2 separate regions of the Homo sapiens genome follow, and region 1 is linked to region 2. Evidence: chromatin contacts called from ENCODE Hi-C data. All regions are on one chromosome and are shown on one strand. Each heading gives the region's core, a stretch centred on a gene start or an enhancer-like site at or near the end of the contact. The rest is flanking DNA. Distances are from core to core; before and after follow the strand shown.

Region 1 (6,304 bases), core at 3,076-5,575, 210 kb after region 2:
CCCCCTCTTCCAGGCTTTTTCTTTCTTTTATCTAAAGAGAAAGCTGTGGCTGTCAGTGAATGGGAAGGTGGCTCCCTACTCTGAGAGCCAGGTAGGAAGTGGAGCTCACCTTCCTGATAGCACGCTGGGGAAGGGCTAGGAAACATTTCCTACATTTTGTTGAATATTGTTTATATTTGTTGCCCCCATTTTTTTCTCTACTCCTTTTTTTTCTCTATCTGTTACACCAACTCCATCTTGGCTTTGTCTCCACCTCGTCACCAGACTCTTCTTGTCAAGGTTATCCGAGATCTCCACTTTGCTCAATCCAGTGTCCAAGTCCTGGCTGCTATGGGCTCGACCTGTCACATGTATGATGGAGCTGACTGCTCTGTGCTTGAGGCACCCCTCCCTTTTTCCTGTGCACAGCTCTCCTCTCTCAGGGGCCACTCTCGAATGGTCCAGAGCTTGCCCTCAGAGGGTTATTTTTCTCTTCTATTCACCCTCACTCCCTAGGTCCTCGCTTCTGGTCTCACAGCTTTTCACACCAACTGTATGCTGATGATGTCCAAATCTTTATTTACAGCCCAACCTCTCTCCTAAACTTCCTCCTTGATGGCTCCGCCAGGAAGTCTGCCAGGGGCCTCAAGCTTAGTCCATCCAGACTGATCCCATTTATTCATCTGATTATCCTGCAGTGCCATCATCTTAGGAAATTGCTACTCCCTCCTTCCAGTAACCAAGGCAAATACACAAGGCTTGTCTTTCTCTCATATCCCACTGCCAAAGCTTTAGCAAAGTCTTTGAGTCTACCTTGAAAATATACACAGAATCTGACCACTTGTCACCACCTGCACGTCAATAGCCATGTCCAAGGTGCTACCACCTCTTGCTGGGATTATTTCTACAGCTCCTAATTGGCATCCCAATTCCTGCCACGGCCCTTCCATAGAACATTCTCAATACAGCCTCCAAAGACAATCTTTTAAAGCCTAAGTCAGACCACATAACCTCCTCCCCGAGGCTTTCCCATGATGCTCCATTTCACTCTGAGTAAAAGCCAAAACCTACAAAGTGGCCTCCAGGACAACCTGTGCTTATCCCTGTTACTGCTTCCAACTCATGTCCAGCTACTTGCACCCTCACCCAATTCTCCCTGCCTATTGGCCCCTCTCTGTTCCTTGGGCACATGAGATCCAAGCTTACTTCTAGAACTTCACCCTTGCTGACCCCTCTCCCTGGAAGATTCTTCCACCAGTTGATCTCAAGTCCTCCAGTCTCTCCTTAAATAGCACTGCTTCAGCAGAACCTTCCCTGGTGCTAACGGAAAGCACCCCACCACCTCCCATAAACACACACACTCAGCAGTATTGTCCCCTTCATCCCATTTAGTTTTTCCATCTGCATATCACCACTTGTCATCTGCATGTGAACTTGCTCAGTTTTTTTAAATGGTCATTTTATCTCCTGATTTCCACAAAGACAAGGACTTTGATTTGTTCACTCATCTGTCTCTAGTACCCAGAACAATGCTTTACAAAGATCAGACTCAGAAATATTTTTTGAATGAATTAGCTAATTCGAACCTTGATTAATATTCTTTTGGGGCCAGGCATGGTGGCTCACGAGTATAATCCCAGCACTTTGGGAGGCCGAGGTGGGTGGATCACTTGAGGTCAGGAGTTCAAGACCAGCCTGGCCAATATGGCAAAACCCCATTTCTACTAAAAATATAAAAATTAGCTGGGCAAGGTGGCACACGTCTGTGACCCCAGATACTTGGGAGGCTGAGGCAGGAGAATGGCTAGAACCCAGGAGGCAGAGGTTGCAGTGAGCTGAGATTGCATGCTACTGCACTCCAGCCTGGGCAACAGAGTGAGACTCTGTCTTCAAAAAAAAAATTCTTTTGGTAGCATGCATATTTTTATGTGACCAATTTTGTTACCACAAAGTTTAAAAAGAGCTAGAGAACAGCCTTCAAGAGGAGACTGCTGTCCATATACTGCCAGGTCCTATGCTTGGCATGGACACTGTGGGTGGGAAAGAGGTAGATCTTCCGAGTGTCTCCCGACAATGATACCCTGTACATCACCCACATCAGGGCTGGTCCTTTGCTCTATTTGGGCCTGAAATGACCTGGAGGCCACACTGGGCAGGCTACTTATGGGTGGACAGCTGGTCTACCAGAGGAATCTGGTAGCCTCCTTAATGCTCAGGTTTAGATCTCCAATCTCCCAAATCCTACATTAATGAGAAGTAACTTTTGGCAATTCAGATCCTGAAAGTGTAAGTTAGAAAAACCAATAGTTTATTGGCCCCAATTCCCACTTCAACCTTTCCTGTTTACAAAAAGAAGGCTAGAGAATTGATCATTCATGATGTGAGTACTTTTCACTTTTTAGAGAACAAGAACAAAATTGCTGAGGGGGTTTTCAGAGCTTTTTAATGATGGAGTTGTGTTTAAAAGATACAGGATTAAAATTGTGGAGGTCTCTACTGGTCTTATCTTGGGCATTTTGGGCATCAAGATAAATTATCATAGTAGTAGACTATAGCCCATTGAAGGAAATAGGCCCCCATGAGTCCACCCTGATATAAATGAATGAGTAAATGGAAAAAAGAGAAGCCTCTCCCTTAAGTAGAATGCTGACTAATGCATGCAAAAGGAATGATGGAATTACAAAATTATCACTTGGAAATCACCAAAAGGGTGGTGATTCAGGGAGAAGTCATTACTAGGTGTTGTGGCTAGTAAGTGGGAGTTGACGAGAAAAGGGTAGAGTTGTAGTCTCAGTACATCATCCACAACATAATCATCAATTGCAAAGGAGAAATGCTGACTTTGCTGAGGAGAGGACTGGCAGGCTCTGAGGTGATGAAGGCGACCCTCTGCAGGAGTGGGAAGTGCCCGCATCATGTGCACTGAGCACTGCATGGTTTCCATCATGGAGACCTGGCCTGAGTCTGTTGTGAGGACATACCATGCCTCAGTTTCTCTAAAACTACCAAGGACATGAGAGACAGAGAAGGGGCAAGGAACTGCTCCAGACTGAAGGAGACTGAAAAGACAGGACAACTGCATATGGCGTGCAAACCTGGATTGAATTATATGCCAGAAAGGAAGTAGAGATGGTGCTGGGAAAGCTGGCACAATGGGGATGGTGTCTGTGGGTTGGATGCAAACGTATTGGTGTGGGTTTCTCAATTAGAGGAGTTGTGCAGTGTTTATGTAGGAGAGTGTCTTTGGGGAAAACACACTGCAGTATCTAGGGGTATCTGCAGCATGCTCACAAATGGTTCCAAAACAGATGAGTGATTTATGATTATAGATGGATAGAAGAAAGTGTGATGGTGAAAATGATGGTAAAATTTAAGCCATCATAGGAGAAATGGGATTTTTAAAAAATATTATTCTGTTAACTTTTTTGTAAGTTTGATCTATTCCAAAATATGTCATTAAAAGTACAGAAATGCTGGGATAAATAGTATCCTGATAGAATGAGATAATGAGCTTTCTATCATTATTAGGCAAAAATTTAATTAGCCACTAGCAGAATCTACTCTCTCAGGTTAATTATAGTGGAAGTATCCCAAAAATGGAAACGAGAGTTACTCAGTTTTCAATCAGGGTGACAGAGTCACAAAACTCTATGACCCACAGCAAAGCAGTGTTCATTCACCAGGAATTTCCCAGGGAGACCTGAACATCTCTTTATTTCATTTTAAATTTTAAAATAAACATCTTTTCACCTTGAAAGTCCTTAAAGAAAACTTAAAATATACTGAAAAGTAGGGAAAAAGCACAGAGAAAACCTAAATACAGCTCTTGTTAATATTTTGGTCCATTTTCTTCCAATTTTTTTGAAGCAGAATTTTGCTTTTTTCTCTTTAAGGACAAGTCTAATTGTATTTATGTACCTTTTTATCCTCTGTGTCTTTCTCTTAGCATCTCAAGCATTTTCCCATGTTGTTATGTAGTCTTTCTCAACAACTTTATTGGCCAATAATACTCCATCAGGTACAGGTGCCTGCTGGGAGTCTCTTAGCCCTGCCCTGTGGATGGCAGAGGAGGAAGTGGTCAGGCCTTTGTCAAGCTTTTGAGTCAGCCCACCTGGGCCTTCTGGGTCCAAGACAATCCCTTTTGCAACTAAGTCAACTTTTCTAGAATCTCCCTGTTACTTACAATCCAAAGCATTCTATCTGCTTCAGTGGGCTCCTGAATTTTTGAATTTTGTCTGGAGTGATAAAAGAGCTCACAGTTCAGAAGTTGTAAGTAATTTGTCAGTGACAGAAGAACTCATGGCTTGGAGAAGACAGGAAAGCATTACCCTGCCAGGAAATGTTCTTATTCATACCACAGTGTGAGGCAATGGAAGCAAACATTCTCATTTGACTTGGGAAAGCTTTCAACTTTCATCCACCCACACCCAGGACCTTTCACTTATGAATAACAAGTGCCTTTGGGGTTGGTTTGGGTGTGTGGATTTTGAGGATGCTCTGTGCTCCTTTAGGCAGCAGGGAGTTTTTCCAGATGAGGAAGCCTGCAGCCTTTCCCTCCTGAATGTTCTCCCTTCAAGAAGCAGACAACTAATGACGCCTTCCTCACGCCTGTTGCTTATATGGCTTCCACAGTGCCTTGACTTATCTTATCTCATGGGGTTTGGGCAACCACTCTTGGAAGTAGATAACTCTCATTATTAACTTCACTTTGCAGATTTCGAAATTAGGGCCTAAAAAGGTTAAATGACCTGCCTGATGTTACACATGCAGAAAGTGTGGGGTTATTTGTACATCTGATTTTCTAAGAATGATAACATTCATGTTTGATGATCAGTAGTGGTTAAGAATACAACACTGGGCTTTGTTGTCAATAGACAACAGAGTCAAGTAAGATAAAAAAACAAAGTAAGCTAAAGTATTGTCAGTAATTTACTTTAAAAATTCTTAAGTTTTTAGAATGGTGTGTGTGTGTGTGTGTGATATGTGTGTGTATGTGATGTGTGTGTGATGTGTGTGTGTGGTGTGTGTGTGTGTGTGTGTTTATGTCAACATTGATCTAAACTCCCAGGGCTTTTATTTACCATGTGGAGGACACTAATGAGGAATCCTAACTACCTTAATTTAGACCTTAATTTGGAATCAGTTTTCCAGAAACAACTAAGGCAAGCCTTTAAATATTACCATCAGAATCAGCAGTAACAGGTCCATTGATCAGTGTAAGGACTGTTGGATAATTTATTTTGATGAAATAAGTGGCATAATTATATGTGATTGGTTGCAAGACTGGCAAAGTTGCCTCCACCCGTGTATGAATGGAGTAAAAGCATCCAGCAAACCCAGTAGTCTCCCCACTTTGGAGTGGTGCTCAGGATGTGGAAATCTGTTTCATCCTTCACTTGATCGGACTGACAGACCAGATGTTCCCACCTTCCCATAATGGTTGCAATTGCCAGGGGTGAATTCTTCTATACTTAATGTGCTTCCCAGGGAGCCTAAAAGGATGCAGCAGCATAGAAGCTTAAGAGATCACGTTTTATGAAGGATTCTGCATCAGCTGGTTCATACATAGAGCTAATAAATGTCTGTATGAGTTCAGTCTGAGACTTGCTTTCCACACAACACCTGGTAAGGAGGATTGGGAGAAGAGACATGGTTTCTGACCACCTCTAATGTTCAGAGGCTGTCAGTATGTCAGTATTTCCCCCAAATTATTTGGTATTTGGGAACAACCAAAGGGTCTTAGGTTGGAACACAACAATCAGGGTTCTCAGATTTCACTTGGATTTTTGTAGTTAAGGCCCTAATATCAGCCCTAAACCCTGTCTTCTCATATTTAAACTACAAGCGCATCTCTGTCACACAGTCTCTGGCTCCAGCATGGCCTCAGGCAGGGAATGGTCCAATCATGCCCAGTATGTCTGGGTCTCTGTAACCAGGAATCATTGTGGGATTCCAAGGAGCTCCCCATGTGTTGAGGAATAGAGAAGAGATTGGGATCTAAAGACATTGAATTCTGTAGGGGCATTCCAATATATAGATCCAAATCACAGGCCCACAGGGAGCATGCAAAGTGTTCATGCTGGATGGAGGATGAATGATTTAATCAGTGCAATCAGCCCACAGCAATTCCTCCAAACTCAATAGGAGGTCCATTACGGTTTACTTTTTAATGGAGCTAGACTTCCTTTAGCGTGGGACATGGCCCTAAAAAATAAAAAGAAAATTAATCAGACTTCTGGGTTCAGCTTTGACATGTGAAGAGATCAGAAGTCATCAATAAGAAAAAGCTTCCCAACACTTTGGGAGGCCGAGACAGGCAGATCAT
Region 2 (6,063 bases), core at 1,341-3,840:
CTCTTGTTGCCCAGGCTGCAGGAGTGCAATGGCGTGATCTCAGCTCACCACAACCTCTGCCTCGTAGGTTCAAGCGATTCTCCCGCCTCAGCCGCCTCAGCCTCCCGAGTAGCTGCAATTACAGGCATGCGCCTGCATGTGCCACCATGCCTGGCTAATTTTGTATTTTTAGTGGAGACGGGGTTTCTCCATGTTCGTCAGGCTGGTCTCAAACACCCGACCTCAGGTGATCCGCCCACCTCGGCCTCCCAAAGTGTTGGGATTACAGGCGTGAGCCACTGCACCCGGCTGCAACCACTTTCTTAACCCATTTATTTGTGACTGTGTTGTTTCCAGATCAGTAAGAACATATTGTGGAATGGACTTTGCTGCACATAAGTACTTGCTGATGTCTATGCTTTTCTCTACAGTTGAGAAGGTTCTGTTTTTCAAGGTGAGCCTAACCATGGGCAAGATGACCACATTTGTGGCCGGTTCTGGTGGCTGCAGCCCATGGAGAGGAGTGGTTTTGGCACATCTCCTTATGGACTTCGGCTTCCTCTCCTGTCACCACTCCCCACCCCAGAGCTCATTCGGGGTTCTCATTCACTACTTCTGTCATTCCTCACCTGGCTTCTGGAAGAATATTTGAGTTGCAGGAGGTTTTGCTACTCTCTAGTCCTATATTTGTACAAAGAAATGGAATTTTGTTTGGGAAGGGGAGGATGTTCTTCATTAGAAAAGCAGTCTAGACCTGGGTGCAGTGGCTCACGCCTGTAATCCCAGCACTTTGTGAGGCCGAGGTGGGCGGATCACGAGGTCAGACCATCCTGGCTAACACGGTGAAACCCTGTCTCTGCTAAAAATACAAAAAATTAGCTGGGCATGGTGGCGGGCGCCTGTAGTCCCAGCTACTCGGGAGGCTGAGGCAGGAGAATGGTGTGAACCCGGGAGGCGGAGCTTGCAGTGAGCCGAGATCGCACCACTGCACTCCAGCCTGGGCGACAGAGAGAGACTTCATCTCAAAAAAATAAAAAAATGAAAAAAAAGAAAAGCAGTCTAAGTTGGGAGATTGCACCATTAGCAAGTATTAAGCACTATTTGCTGCATAGCAAAATATCTCAAAACTTAGAGGCTTAAAACAATCCTTCCTTCCTTCCTTCCTTTCTTCCTTCCTTCCTTCCTCCCTCCTCCCCTCCCTCCCTCCCTCTCTCTCTTTCTTTCTTTCTTCTTTCTTTCTTCTTTTGACAGTCTTGCTCTGTCACCCAGGGTGGAGCACAGTGGCACGATCTTGGCTCACTGCAACCTCCACCTCCTGGGTTCAAGCAATTCTTGTGCCTTAGCCTCCTGAGTAGCTGGGATTACAGATATGTGCCCCACACCCAGCTAATTTTTGTATTTTTAGTAGAGATGGGGCTTTGCCATGTTGGCCAGGCTGGTCTCGAACTCCTGACCTCAAGGGATCCTCCCGCCTTGGCCTCCCAAAGTGCTGGGATTACAGGTATGAGCCACTGAGCCTGGCCCAACGATACCCCTTTTCTTTGGTTTACTAGTCTAGGAGTTGGTTGGGCATTTCTTCTAGTTTGGGCCAGCTTGATGGTCTCTACTGGACAATTCCATGTGTCTGTGGCCAGTGGGCAGCCAGGCAGCTAGGACACCTTGATGCTGCTCTCTGTGGCCTCTTATCCCCTGGCAGGCCCGACTGGGCTCATTCCCATGGTGGTTTTGGGATTCTAAGCCTGTGCAGCACTGTTCAAGTCTCTGCTTCTGCGGCATTTGTTACCGCTGCACTGCAAACGTGGATGAAAGCCCTAATGCGTGGCATGCTCGTGGAGACCCACTCAGTGTTATCTTCTTAGTTCCTTTGGAATATCAGGGTTCACTCTTTCAGCAGGGCACAACTTCCAAGAGTGAGAGGGAATGTTCTCTGAATTCCTCCAATCCATAGCTCACTCTTCTTAGGTCGAGCAGGAATAATGGTATTTGACGCTGCATGGTAATCTGGCCCTAAAGTGGATTTCCATCACCCCGCTGGTCTCTGGTCAGCATCTGAGGGGTCTGACTGTTCACGGGTGACTCCACCCTACACAGACACCCCCGCTTTGGGGGCATGAAATCTTAGGATGGTGCTGAGATTGTGCTGCTCTGATGCTTTGGGATGAAAGCTAGACTTTGGTCGTGGTGGTGGTGGTTTATCATTGCTGTGGATTGAATTGTGTCCTGCATTTACCAAATTCATATGTTGAAGCCCTCACGCCCAATGTGATTGTGTCTGGAGACAAGGTCTGTAGAATGCAATTAGGGTTAAATGTGTCACAGGGTAGCCCTAATCTGATATGACTGTGGTCTTATAAGGAGAGGAAGAGAAAGAGCTTCTTTTCTCTCCACCATGTGAGAACACACTGAGAAGGCACTTGTCTGCAAGCCAGGAAGAGAACCCTTGCCAGGAACCAAATCAGCTGACACCTTGATGTGGACTTCCCTACCTCTAGAACTATGAGAAAGTAATTTTCTTTTATCTGTAAGCCACTCAGTCAATGGTATTTTGTTTCAGCAGCCGGAGCCAACTAATACATGCGGCCACCTTCTCTCCATGCCTGCACTTTCTGTTCCAAGCCATCTGGTGGAAGCAATCCAATTGCCTGCAGAATCATCCGAAAGCATCACTGGGAAGAAGCTGGTGGAACTAAGAAGCAATTCTTTAGCCTGACAGCCAGTCTGTTTTTAGTATTTCTAAACATGAAATCATCTCAGAAGAAGCCAAGGGCTGTCGAGGTGATTTGCCTGAGGTCCTACAACTCATCACTGACTGTGTTTGGAGGAAGGAAGTAATTAACTATAAATGTGATTATAAGGGTGGGGCCTTAATCTGATAGGACCAGTGTCCTTATAAGAACAGGAAGTGTGTGCGTTCACTGAGGAAAAGCCATGCAAGAACACAAAGAGAAGGCGGCTGTCTGCAAGCCTGGAGGAGAGCTCTGCCTAGAAACTAATCCTGCCGGGCATCTTAATCTTGGAATTCCAGCCTCCAGAACAGTGAGAAATAAATGTCTGTTGTTTAAACTACTCAGCCTGTGGTATTTTGTTATGACAGCCTGAACGAAAAAATACAGTCACTTAATGTCCAGAGAGAAAAAACATGTTTGAAGCTAAGAAACCATCCACTCAGGGAGGATCAGTCATCAATCCTCCTGAGTCTGAGCCATCTGAGCTATCAGCCCAAGTTCCTAGAGGCTCTAAGGACAGGGGAGTTCACCTGTGGCTAGTCTCCTGAGCTACAATGAGGTATGGGGTGTGGGTGTGTATTTTCTCCTGTTGCATTTCCGTTTTTTTTTTTTTTTACATGAAGTTTCACTGTGATGCCCAGGCTGGAGTGCAGTGGCACAATCTGGGCTCACTGCAATATCCACTTTCCGAGTTCAAGCAATTCTCCTGCCTCAGCCTCCCGAGTAGCTGGGATTACAGGCACACGCCACCATGCCCAGCTAATTTTTGTCTTTTTGGTAGAGATGGGGTTTTACCATGTTGGCCAGGCTGGCCTCAAACTCCTGACCTCAAGTGATCTGCCTGACTTGGCCTCCCAAAGTGTTGGGATTACAGGCGTGAGCCACCATGCCTTGCCTCTCCTGTTGTATTTCTAAGTCAGTTCAGAAATGGGTCCTGAAGAAGAGGGTGAAGGGTTAGAGGCAACAGCTTCAGCTCTATTTGAAATCTTAATTCATGACATCTCGTTTCTGAATGGTGAGACATAAAGATCACCACTTACATGTCATTAAGCACAGAACCCTTGATAAATTAATGAGAAAACACATTCTCACTTCATTTTATGAAGTCTAGGTTATATGGCTATGTCCCTCCTCACATGTATGTACATTAGCAGTAAAGACACACCTCAGCAGGTCAACTCAGTTTTCCATGGATAAATTATTTTCTTAAGTTTCTTTTTGAGCCACACACACCAATAATACCAGACAGAGCTGAAATTCTGCCATCATTGTTTTGGAAAATGGTCAATTCTGTGCACTTATCCTAGATGAGTTCTTTTCCCTGAGAAGTGATTTTAACATTCTCTTGAATCCAGACAAACATGTGATGATTATATGTAGCATTTTCTCCAGAAACCATGTTTATTTTCACCACTGGGAATTACTTTTCTTGGGCTTTTGTGGTACAATTTCCCTGAATGTGTTCCAACCATGTGCATAAACACAGCAGCAGTGTGTTACAAACAAATTCTACTCCTTGCCAAGTGTCCAGGAATATCAAAAGCAAATATTTCCTAGTATTGCTTAGGAGAGTAAAAAAGGAGTGATGAAAGTGAAGACATTTCAATTTGAATTGATACCACATTTGACAATAAATTTCTCCAGGCAGTGACGACTGGATAGGACTTGAATGGAAGGCCCTCTCACCTTTCCCCTTCCACCTGAATTTTGCACCTGTCTCCAAGGGTTTGCCTGCACCTTGCCTCCGGAGGTCCTGTCCTCCAGCTTCGGTTATTTACTGCATCACATTCACCACCAATTGCTGCCCTTCTTCTTTCTGCCCTTTCACAGGCCAGACGTTGGTTTGTTCATCCATTGGGAATATTTATTTATTAAAATCAATAAATACATATTTATCAGTGTAAAACATACTTATTATTCAAAGAATCAAACAGAACCGAAAATCTCACAATGAAAAGAATAAGTCCCCTTGCCCCTCCCCAAGGTCCCCCAGCCCAGCTTCTCAGAGTCACTCACTTTTAAACTTCTTAGCAGTTTCTTCTGCTAGTCACCTCCATAGCTTTTAGTCAGTATGCTCATATAATTACTTCTTGATTTGATCAATTTTATTAAGTAATTGTGAAATGATTTTCTGTAATGACAGATTTTCTTGCCTCATGTTTTTGTCTTCTCTCACATCTTATCATACAGTTGAATCAATAATCAATATTTTTATTACTAGGATAGCTATTTACATATTGTTCACTGAGGCCCCAAGAGGTGAATATACAATGTGTCCATTTCCTGTTTTGTGGAGCTTTTTGTTTCTGCTGGAGTTTTTAATTGCCTCATTTTTCACTTGTATATTTTCTAGCCACATATTTTTGTTATTGTCCCCAAATGTTCAATTTTTATAATTTGTTCTACTAGATTTCTCCCTTTCCCCAAGAGTCTTCCCTTCTGCATACTTCTATAAACCCGTCACATCTGGGCTGCTTGCCCTCTAGGCCTGTGGCGCATTTCTCACCCTAGAGCTGCTTCTTACTCTCCTGGGTGGGGCCTACTGTTTCTTTGCTTCCTTGTTTTCCTAATGTTACTGGACATTATTTTCAGTAGCTATTTAAGGAAGGGCCAAGAAAGGTCAATTTTATGAATCTTTATATGTACGAAAATTTCTTTAGTCTGTCTTTACATGTGATGAATACTTTGCTGAATGTATAATTTCAGGCTGAAAATAATTTTCCCTTGGAGTTTTTTAGGTATTAGTGTCTTCAGGAAGATAGCAGGCAACATAACATCTTCACTGATAATGAGGTGGTAAGTGAAGGCCTTAACTTTAAAGTTAAAGATTTAAAGATGCCCCTAGTTCCACCTCCTTTATACAACTCATTCACCTGTTTGCTTAACACTGAGCCAGTGCTCGGTGCTTCACAGTGGTCATTCTTTACAGGCTGAAGGGTCTTTGCCTAGGTGGTTTGTGTCTATCAGTACATCCAAATATCTTTCCCTTTATAAAAAATAGTGTTTGTCATTTTCTCAGCAGGGTTTTTTTTTGTTAATTTTTTTGTTACGAGATAGTACCCCCCACACCCCCCAACTTGTGGTTGTCTTTCCTTTCAAATTGGAATGACTCGTCTATTTCTCAATAGATCTGAAGGACTGCTGCAGGTCGTGTTTTCTTCTTCAGTTTTGCTGGCAGCAAGCCAGGGTTGGGTGCCAACAGCACAGGGTGACACTGAGGCCAGGGCTGCAGGGTGTGTTTGGGTGAGGCCTACATGTTTCCTCTATAGAGCTGCAGTGGAGACAAGAGCCAAGACAAGGAAATTAAGGAGCAGCAGAGGAAGGGTGGGCATGAGGATGTGCTCCTGGTTGCATTCTA

Evidence for each region. A loop is a pair of places that touch in the nucleus more often than their neighbours do. Pooled maps may share reads with other maps.
Region 1: a loop to region 2 is called in a map of esophagus muscularis mucosa, with 4 times the contacts of the local background. The contact joins two enhancer-like sites. A Hi-C loop is called at or near these places in 2 of 168 maps with a recorded cell type or tissue (esophagus muscularis mucosa and heart right ventricle) and 7 of 50 pooled maps.

The regions. Positions count from the first base shown.
Region 1 is chr9:88,787,251-88,793,554 of GRCh38, forward strand. No RefSeq gene overlaps it. Among named protein-coding and RNA genes, the nearest start is that of MIR4289, 44 kb to the left of the region's middle. Within about 2 kb of position 4,326, at least 4 of the 41 ENCODE cell types and tissues checked have a DNase peak (open chromatin) inside an H3K27ac peak, as active enhancers do.
Region 2 is chr9:88,581,466-88,587,528 of GRCh38, forward strand. It overlaps a transcript of NXNL2 not described here. Among named protein-coding and RNA genes, the nearest start is that of NXNL2, 49 kb to the left of the region's middle. Within about 2 kb of position 2,591, at least 3 of the 41 ENCODE cell types and tissues checked have a DNase peak (open chromatin) inside an H3K27ac peak, as active enhancers do.